Regions from separate parts of the Mus musculus genome. Here all the other regions are linked to region 1. Evidence: chromatin contacts called from ENCODE Hi-C or POLR2A ChIA-PET data. All regions are on one chromosome and are shown on one strand. The core of a region is the stretch at or near the end of the contact, and the rest is flanking DNA. Distances in the headings are between cores, read along the strand shown. Region 1 holds the start of Tmem201 (transmembrane protein 201). Region 2 holds the start of Slc25a33 (solute carrier family 25, member 33). Region 3 overlaps Gm42354 (a long non-coding RNA gene).

Evidence for each region. Hi-C counts contacts between places; a loop is a spot of excess contacts on that map. ChIA-PET counts read pairs that join two places held with the same protein, here RNA polymerase II (POLR2A).
Region 2: POLR2A ChIA-PET joins it to region 1 with 39 read pairs in embryonic stem cell. The contact joins the promoter of Slc25a33 here to the promoter of Tmem201 in region 1. POLR2A ChIA-PET finds 5 or more read pairs at or near these places in 4 of 5 experiments (Patski and embryonic stem cell).
Region 3: a map of v-Abl transformed pro-B cells shows a loop between it and region 1 (2.4-fold over the local background). The contact joins the enhancer-like site here to the promoter of Tmem201 in region 1. A Hi-C loop is called at or near these places in 2 of 37 maps with a recorded cell type or tissue (both v-Abl transformed pro-B cells). POLR2A ChIA-PET finds 5 or more read pairs at or near these places in 3 of 5 experiments (all embryonic stem cell).

What each region holds. Positions count from the first base shown.
Region 1 is chr4:149,736,376-149,739,784 of GRCm38, reverse strand. It overlaps Tmem201 (transmembrane protein 201), which reads left to right and starts at 1,717. Exons shown (of 11, transcript NM_001284270.1): 1 at 1,717-1,950. The coding sequence starts at 1,838.
Region 2 is chr4:149,772,868-149,775,942 of GRCm38, reverse strand. Slc25a33 (solute carrier family 25, member 33) reads left to right here and starts at 1,676. Exons shown (of 7, transcript NM_027460.2): 1 at 1,676-1,943. The coding sequence starts at 1,888.
Region 3 is chr4:149,798,819-149,802,241 of GRCm38, reverse strand. It overlaps Gm42354 (a long non-coding RNA gene), which reads right to left. Exons shown (of 3, transcript XR_881588.1): 2 at 1,769-1,930; 3 at 1-511. Among named protein-coding and RNA genes, the nearest start is that of Gm42354, 9.8 kb to the right of the region's middle. Within about 2 kb of position 2,106, at least 1 of the 3 ENCODE cell types and tissues checked has a DNase peak (open chromatin) inside an H3K27ac peak, as active enhancers do.

The DNA of each region.
Region 1 (3,409 bases), core at 468-2,967:
GCCTAAGACTTAGAGATGCCAATAGTCATGCGGTGCCTAAGATGGTGTGAGTGATGTTCAGGAAGCTCTTAGACAACAGCTATCTGCTGGAGACCTTTCCTGGAACTCAAGGCATCCGATCCAGAAAGTGAATGATGTGTGGGCGTGGCCATGCATTGTGTGAGCCAGTGCACTCTAGGCACACTCAGAGCTAATAGAAAGCAAAAGGAGGATGGGAAAGGTCTTGTCTCTGATGTACAAGCGACACCTTCCAGGCTTTTACATTGATTCCCTGCACACAACCTGCTCCTTCCTTCCTGACTGGTGACATGTGGACAGGTGAGCTGCCAACAAAAGCGAGAGATTATTACAGTGACCCTCAAGCCATCATTGCCCACAGAGAACTTGATCTTAAAGACACTCATAGGGGCTGATGAGATGGCTCAGCAGGTAAGAACACCCGACTGCTCTTCCTGAAGGTCCTGAGTTCAAATCCCAGCAACCACATGGTGGCTCACAACTATCCGTAATGAGATTTGATGCCCTCTTCTGGAGTGTCTGAAGACAGCTACAGTGTACTTACATATAATAAATAAATAAATCTTTAAAAAAAAAGAGACACTCATAAAATTGTGTGTGTGTGTGTTGGTGGGGTATTCTACAGAAACATAGTATGTAATTAGAGATAAACTTTTTTTAGATTTTTGTTTTTGTTTTGTTTTTGTTTTGTTTTTCAAAACACGGTTTTTCTGTGTATCAGAGTCCTGTCTGTCCTGGAACTTGCTCTGTAGACCAGGGTGGCCTTGAACTTACAGAGATCTGCCTTCCTCTGCCTCCCAAGTACTGAGATTAAAGGTGTGCACCACCATGCCCCATAATTTTTTGACCTTTTTTTTTTTAAAGAAATCAAAGGCTTGTGCCACAACATCTGCCCAACCTGGTATAAATATTTCTTGCTAGAGATGTTTTGTTTTATTTTGTTTTGTTTTAGGACAGGACCTACCTACTAGCCCATGGATTGCCTGATGACCTGGAACTCACTGTGTAGTCCAAGCTGACCTCAAATTTACAAAAATCCGCCTACCTCCACAGGGATTAAAGGCGTGCATCACCAAGCCTCAGTGAGTTTTTCTTGATCCCTAATTTAGCTCACGTAAATGCTGAAGCACGCCTGTAAGTGGCTCTTCCCTCCATCTCACTCCCCGAGGTAATCTATTTGAAGTGCACAGACTTCATCAAACTTGGCAACTATGAAAATCATCTACATTCGACTAAAGAAAAAAAAAAGGATAATCCCTTCAGGACCAATCCCCCCCCACACACACACACACCTTAGCCATTCACTCTAATGGCTGCATTATGTTCCGAAACATGCTATCCTGTGATTATTTAACCTCGTTTCCGTCTTTGGACGTTTGTGTTTGTGCAAGCTAATTTTCAACCACTGTGGCGTCTGAAGCGGCACAGACCGACTTTAGCCCAACGCCAGGAAAGCAGGACTAAGTGGAGAAAGCATTGGCAAGGATTAGCGTTAAGGTAGCAGCACTAGGACCTGCAAATGCATGCGTGCGCAGGCTGCAGGCGCAGGCGGGACTCCTTCCAGCTCTAGAGAGTGGCTTTGCAACTGTGGACGCTGGGGGGCGCGTCCGAGCCAGTGCCGAGGGCTTCCGTAGGCGCCCCGCCCACTCAGGCTCGCCCCGCGCCGCGATTGGCTGCGCGGCGGGAGCGCGCCGAGTCAAGGGGCGGGCTCGCGCCGGCTACAAAGCGGCGAAGGTCACGGCGCGAGCTGGAGCGCGCGGGCCGCTGGGAGTCTCTTTTGCGGCCCGCGCCCCTTGCCCACCGACTCGGCCCGGAAGCCATGGAGGGAGTGAGCGCGCTGCTGGCTAGCTGCCCCACCGCCGGCCTGGCGGGCGGCCTCGGGGTCACGGCGTGCGCTGCCGCCGGCGTGGTGCTCTACCGGATTGCGCGGAGGTGAGTGCGCGCCCCGCTGCACGCGGCCCGGGCCGCCGCCCCGCCCCCGCGAGGCCACGGCGGAGTCCTAGGGGCGGACCAGGCCTGCTCGCGAATGCGGGACGCATTCTCCGCCACCGCCTTTGCCCTCACCCCCTAAAAGCCTCGTCGGGGAGCAGCCGCCGACCGTGGCTGGGGGAGGGGGCTGCTGCTTGCTCCTCCCTTCGAGGCCCGTGCTCCTGGCTGGACTGCCCTGCTGGGCCTCTGCCGCCCATCGGTTAGGAGGATGAGAGCTGGCGCTTGATGGTCTGTATGCGATAGCAATAACATTCCTCGCGTAAGCTTTCCCCCGGAGAAGCCTTGGAGCTGAGTACTTAGAAGGCACGTGTGAGCAGTAGCAGCCTGAGGCAGGAGCCTGCGCTCCACACATTTAAGGAACTTGTCCACTCAGAGGTGTACGCTGTACTCCTTGGACACATGTCACGGATGGGCTTTGGGATCAATACCCTGGCCTGTCATGGCTCAGAGACCACGCAGACCCCAGTACTCCAAGCTTGCCGTGGTCAAACCCCAGAATGGAGTCGTTTCTCCAGCAGCGTGAAGGAATAGCTCACCTGATCACATTTCCCGAGGATAGGAACATACACGCATTCGTGGGAGCCTCTTTGGGACAGCCGGGGATGTGCAGTGCTCGGGACTTGACCCTAGTCGCTGGATGACAAGGAGCTATGGTTTGAACTGGCAATCAGGGTGATAGGTCGCCCTCCTTAACCCTGCATTTCTTCTGCAGGAGAGGGCAGGCAAAAGTTGTTAGAGGTAGGTGAGTCAGCGGCACCTAAGGAGGGGATGGATGTCAGCTGTGTTTGAAAGAGGGGGCCACATCCCGGGGGGCTGAGAGAGTGCCTGACTCTAGATCTCAACCCAAGCTTCCTGTCTTGTTCCCACCCAGTTTTTGGGAGTCAGAGGGACCGCTTAAGATCAGCCAACCCAAAGCAGTCCCTCGTTACCTGGGCCTAGGGGAGCCTGGGCAGTCTGTTCATGTGCCAAGCAGAGCTTGTCCCAAAAGCCAGGCATCTCCTGGCTGCCTCTGCCAGCTCAGGGCATTTGGCCAAAAGAGCAGAGTGGGACTTGTTGTGGCCAGGACTGGCTGCCTGTCACCCTTCCTGTCCTGCCAACGAATGCCTTGCCTCTGCTAGAGACAGGAATCTGAGTTCTTGGTGAGGTGTGTGTGGGACATGTATTTCTTTTTGTTGTTGTTTTTTTTGTTTGTTTGTTTGCTTGCTTGTTTTTTTCGAGACAGGGTTTCTCTGTGTAGCCCTGGCTGTCCTGGAACTCCCTCTGTAGACCAGGCTGGCCTCGAACTCAGAAATCCACCTCCTCTGCCTCCCAAGTGCTGGGATTAAAGGCGTGCACCACCACGCCCGGTGGGACGTGTTATTTCTTTCAGGAGCAGCCAAAAACCCCTTCATGCTTTTTTCAT
Region 2 (3,075 bases), core at 427-2,926, 36 kb before region 1:
GGATGAGTTCCAAGACTTGTCAGAGCTAGAAGTGTCAGAAGCAGAAGAAGGGAGAAAGTAAGAAAGAGGGAAGAGAGGGAGGGAGGGAGGGAGGGAGGGGAAGGGAGAGAGTATGAGTCAGTTTAGAAGCTGACATTAATGGCCTTGGTGCCTGTGCAGAATATAGAGTCACTACCAGGGCAGGGAACAGAAGAGACTGAGCAGGCTTGGGGGAGGAGTAGAATGATCAGTTCAATCTAGGACATTTGTTTATTAGTTCCCTGGGCAGTACTAGGTGGCAGGTACCGTGACAGGAACAATCTGTTAAGAACAACCATGAAGTGTAAAAACAAGGCCCCCCACTCCCATGGAGCTTGCATTCCAGAATGGGACAAACAGTTTGAATAAAACAGAGTGAGTACACGAGCCCACATGGAGTCACCGAAGCCATGTGATCAGGGTGCTGCCAGGGCAACCAGGCAAAGCCCAGCCAAGAGCCAGACCTGGAGGTAAGAAGATGCCAGGCTCACTGTGGCAGTGGTCCAGGATATTTAAGGGGAGGAGCGATCTGGGTCGCTCAAGTCCGAGCATCAGCGCACACAGTACAAAATTCACACTGCAAAATACATACCAAATATAATGCTATTTATAGAAAGATCAAGAACACACAAAACACTAAGGGTAGGCTAGAGGAGGGCAGGCTGTTTAGGTGACGTGTTTTTTTTTTTTTTTTCCTATTTAAGCTCAGAGCTGTGAGATGTAATATGTAATCACCATACATGTTTATACATGGAAATATTACAGAATGAAATTCTTAAAAAGATCGGGAGCTCAGGGTAAATGTACTTGCAGCCAAATCCGACAACTTGAGTCCAATTCCTGGGACCCGTGAGGCATGGTGGCTCATGCCTTCAATCACAGCACTCAGGAGGCAGAAGCAGGTAGATCTGTGAGTTTGAGGCCAGTTTGGTCTACACAGTAAGTTCCAGAACACCTAGAACTACACAGAGAAACCCTGTCTCAAAAAACAAGTCAATTCCTGGGACCTGCATGATGAATAGGCAAAACTGACTCCTGCAAGCTGTGCTCTGGTCTTCACCATTAGACAGTGGCATGTGTGAACCCATGACATCCCTTAAAAACACACAATAAAAACCACAAAAAACAGCTGGGTAATCTCAGCACTGGAGAGGCAGAGGCAAAAGGATCAATGTGACTTCGAGGTTATCTTGGTCTACATAGAAAGTTCCAAGGTGCTGGGTAGTGGTGGCGCACGCCTTTAGGCCCAGCACTTGGGAGGCAGAGGCAGGCGGATAAAATGTGAATTTGAGGCCAAGCTTGGTCTACATGGCAAGTTCCAGGCAGTCCAGGACTGCAATGTAAGACTGTCTTAAAAAAAAACAAATCACACACACATAAACATAATTTTAAAAAGAAGAAAAAGAAGAAGAGGTTTGGAGCATAGGGCATGGTTACACACTCAGTTTCCAGCCTCTGAGAAGGACCAAGCAGCTTTGACCAGTTTGCTGGTCATCCTCTTATTATCCTGAGCAGCCCTTCGGGGCCTGATCCCGCCCCGCGTTGCACGACCGCCACGCCCACATCCACCTGCCGTCCAATAGGCGTACGGGATCCGGGCCCACACCTCCGCCGCGCCGCGCCCCGCGACGTCACGGCCCGGCCTCCGCCACGTGACGGCCGCGCGCTAGGCTCTCTGCCTAGCGGCTGGAAAGCGCCGCAGAGGCCGCTGACTGGCCGGGCGCGACGCCGCGGAGGGAGCCGGGCGCCTGGGCCTCCCGCGCGCATGGGCGCGTCGGCGGCTGCCTGAGGAAGGCAGCGAAGCCAGCGGAGCTCAAGACCTCGCGCGTCCCACGAGCGGCTGCGGCGGGCCGCGGAGCCGGCGCGGCCATGGCGACGGGCACTCAGCAGAAAGAGAACACGCTGCTTCATCTCTTCGCCGGCGGGTGAGTCTGGGGCCCGAGCTGCTCTCGCCTCAGCCCCGGCCTTCTCCCCCTGCGTGCCGTGGCCTTGGGAATCCGCGTTTCCCGTCCGTCGCGGACTGGGGTGAAGCCAGGACGGGCAGCCCAGGAGGGTCGTGGCTTCGGCGTCCCCACCGCGGGGTCAGCCGGCACGGCGGCTTTCCACCCGGCGCGTCCGCGGTCCCATCCCCCACCCACCGGCCGCCTCTCGCCGTATTCTCCTTTTGAACAATTCCTGGCTGGTGTGACTGTCACCAGGGGCGATCGCGCCGAGCCCCTGTGGCTCCGGCCTCCTGGCGTTTTCCTGATCACGCTGCGGTCACTCACCGCTGCAGAGGTGCGGATGCTGGAGGTCCCGGGGCAGCTAGCCCAGGAGGTACTGCGCTGGGTCAGAGCTGCGGGCAGGTGTCGCAGGGCAGCCCGTGGCCTGCCCTGCGGAGTATGGGGGGTTGGGGGGGAACGGATGCTGGTCTGCACCACGTGGGACGGTAAATGGGGACCTCGGAAGGTTGGTCAGTGCTAATCGATCCTAAAGCACCTTTCAGTGATTTTCAGTGGAGGAACACATCATGATAGGAGGATACAACTAGGAGCTGAATTAACCCCCTAAAAAAACGAAAGTTTGGGGTTTTCTTTTTTAAATAGTATTTTTCTTTTCCTTTTGTCATAGCTGCTAGTGGCTTGGGACCCTTTTGGTGCTGGTTTTTCAAACTATCTATGGAGCTGTGTCCCCAGCCCTGGGGTCATGAAGAGCTCTTTGAGATTTAGCCCAGCTATTTAAGTTTTACATAACATGCAGCGTTTTTCCTGTGTTATCATCTTCACTTGAGAACTATAACTGGACCTAAACAGTTCCATATACTAGAAAGTAATGGTTAATGAAAGGGTTATCCAGAAAATAACGGTGATGAAAGGGTTTCTGGTGCCTTGGTCCTTTTACCTGGCAGGCTGGCAGTACCTTTCACCCGTCAGATAGCTTTAATGGTTGTGCCTAGGCAGGAGGAATTTCTTGTTCATCCATTTCTGTCAGGCCTTCATTCCTCCTATCCATGTCTTCATTGGTATTAACCTTTGAGAGTAAGCCTTAGAAGGCACCCTCACTTTATATAAATGTGTC
Region 3 (3,423 bases), core at 857-3,356, 62 kb before region 1:
ATTGCTTTGTCTTTGATCTAAGAGCTGACCATGGTTTTTGGATGTATCTAGGCTATTTCAGCCTCAGTGCAGACTGGAGTCATGCTATAATTTTGTCTAATTGTTTTTCTTCTTTTCCAATCCTCACTCCCTTGCTTTAGACCCTGTTGACTGACTGAGCTGTCTTGGCCATGCTTTTAATTTCAAATCCCACTTGTCTGATACATGCATTAGGAAGGTAATGACTTTATCTACGCGTGCTTGCAGGGAGCCAAGCCAATCCAAGACTTCCTTGGAAGCCCGCATGACAAGACAAGGGGAGCATCTCTTCCTTGGCCTTACCAGGAACGGATTTGGTGAGGCCTGCAACCTGCTGCAGCCAATGCCTCAGGGGAGTCAAGGTTGTCATGGTTTCTGGGGTCTGGACTCTTCCCCCTGGGAGGTAGTTATCCGTCCTTGGGCAGCTGTGTCTGAGGCATCCTGTGTTCTCTTTGCCAAGACTGTCTGACCTGTAGCTTGGCCGTTCTCCCCCCTGTAAGTAGTATATAAGATGTTATACTTAATCCTCCTGACCCCAGGTATTGCCTTTGTGTCTTCTCTGCTTCTTAACCTGATCCTCACACACAGCACCTCATTCGGGACCCTTATTTCTGCCGGTTTCAGGTCAAATGTTTGTCTTATAACCTTTCTATGCTCACTGTATTCAGTTTTTTGCTAGTTATAGGAACTGGAGGAGGAGGAGGATGAGGAAGAGGAAGAGGAAGAGGAGGAGGAGGAAGAGGAGGAGGAGGAAGAGGAGGAGGGGGAGGGAGGGGGAGGGGGGAGGAAGAGGAGGAAGAAGAGGAGGGGGGGAATCTTTTATGCTATTCCCTTTCTTGTCTTATTGCATTGGTTGAAACTTCCCGTACGGTGTCAGACAGTAGTGATGAGCTGGCCTTGTGCCTGCTGTCTGCAGGAGAGCCACCAGCTTCTCGTCTTCCACTCTGGGATCGGCCATGCTCTGTGGATTTTTATTATGATGTTGAAGTTCCTTTCCATCTCTTAGTTGCTGAGCATTTTACCCCATGTAGTTTGTGTTTTTGCCACATGGTGTTTTGGTTTGGGTTTTCTGTCTGTTTGTTCTTTGTTTTTGTTTTTTTTTTTTATTTGTGGTTTGGTTTTTGGTTTTTTATTATTGTTTTGTTTTGTCTTTTTCTTTCTTCAGTCTCTTCAAACAGTGAATTTTATTAATTGGCTTTCTAATACTGAGCCAGCCTTACATGCCTAGTAAACTCCCTCTTAGTTGTGGTGCTGGGTCCCTTTGCTGACACTCCTAGCCTATAATGACTTTCTAGCCTTGGGCTGAGCCTGTGACTGGAAGGATCGCCTTTTTCCCTCCACAGGCCTGTTTTCATTATTTCATTAAAGCCTAAGCCACAATGCACTGCTCTGCTGTACCTGGGCCTTGTCCCTGACTCTGCCAGCTTGAACCAGCTTGAACCAGGGCAGGTCTAATCTTCCTACTGAATCCATACCCCATACACTGTGCAATCTGGGTGCATTCCGGGCTCCATAGCAGAGCCCCCACCTCCACCCACACCCACACCTCCACCCACACACAGCCTCCTCAGAGCTTCTTATTGTTTTGTTTTTGTTTTATGAATACACACTAGCTCTCTTCAGACACACCAGAAGAGGGCATCAGATACCATTACAGATGGTTGTAGCTGGGATTTGAACTCAGGACCTCTGGAGCTCTTAACCGCTGAGCCATCTCTCCAGCCCCCCCCCCCCCTTCACGGCTTCTTACCTCTCTCTAACTCTGAGCTCTTTGAGCTCTGCTACAACCCAGAGACCACAGCAAGCGGCCTCCACAGCGCACACATTTCCTGGGAAACTGGGCTGATCCTTCATCCTGCTTCTGGGAATACAAAAAAGTAAACCAGATCCAGCCAGCCACTGTCCTCAGACCCTGCAGTGTTGTGGAAAGAGATATGAATGAGTCACAGAGGAGTCAAGGTCAGATCCGAGAGGCAGGGAAGTACAGCAGCCAATCCCAGCGCCCTTTAGCGGCTATCCTGTGCGGCTACCCAGGATGCTGCTTGCAGCTTCGATGACCTCTCCCTGGCTCCGGCGCTGATGCCAGTCAGAGCTTCCCCGCTTTCCCTTCCTTTCCATTGTAAACACATCAACGGCTGACCACTGCCCGAGACCAGTCATCACTATTCAGTTTAAAAACCCCCTGAGAGACCATGGAACCGGCTCCGTCAATGCAGCGCCTGCGGCCCAGCACGAGGACTTGCGTTCTGATGACCAATGTCCTTGTGAACACATCGGTCATGTGATGCACATCTAGAGTCCCAGGACTGCCAGAGGTCTGGTACCCGTGGACTTCTGGAACTCACTGGCAAGTCAGCCTAACAAAGTTACTAAACTTCCATGAGAGAATCTGTCTCAAAAATATGAAGACTGAGTGAAAAAAAAAAAAAACATGTACTCTTAATTTCTGCCTTCTACACACACAAACACACACACACACACTTCCCTCTGAGGCTAAGGAAAGACAGCTGCACCTGGCCCAGCCAGCTCTCCTCAGAGCTGAGAGGTCAAAAGTCTGACATTTTTTGGACCCCACACAAAAAAATTAATTCCTAGACTGGAGAGAGACTCAGCAGTTAGAACACATGGTAGGTTTACTGTTTGGTTCCCAGCACCTATAGGAATGACTCATGACCACCCGTAATGCCAGCTCTGAGAAATCTGCCCTCTTCTGGCCTCTAAGTTACCTGCATTGTGCTTTTGTGCGTGCATGCACCCCACACCCCCACACCCACCCATGCACTCAAAAATTTAAAAATAATAAATATTTTTAAAAGTTTCAACTGTATTATAAAGTCTGCCTGGGTGGTCTTTATGAAAAATAGTTCGTGATTTCTTTTGTAGAAGAGCCCCCACCCCCACCCCCCACCCGTAAATGGGAAAATCCTGGCACCATCTTGAGACGGTGCTGAAAGGCGCTTTCTCTGAGGACTTCCTTCTGACTTGTAAATTAAGAACAAAGCTCCATTCTGCCCCTGTCTAAAGAAGGACACAGTTAGGGGCAGATGTTTTAAGGGTCATCCCCCACACCATGAGCCCACGTTTGATACTCATGGTCGATATATTTGTCCCAAGGGATAGTGGGATAAAAGTCAGGCAGTGGTAAACAGATGCTGACCCATTCATTGTTTGAGCTGGGATTTGTTCAAGTGCAGATTCTCACTGAGGGGAAAGGGGCGTGGAGAGAAAAATCAGAGCATGAGACAAACAAGTCCTACCCCTGCTCAGACTCACTAACAACTAGACCTGTTGCCTAGAGTGCGTGACTGCAACAGGAACCACCCACCAACAAGAGTCCAGTGCCTCCCCCACCCCCAAGGGACTGATGGCTCCCAGGCTAGCTGGGAGGAAGGCTGGGAGCAGAGA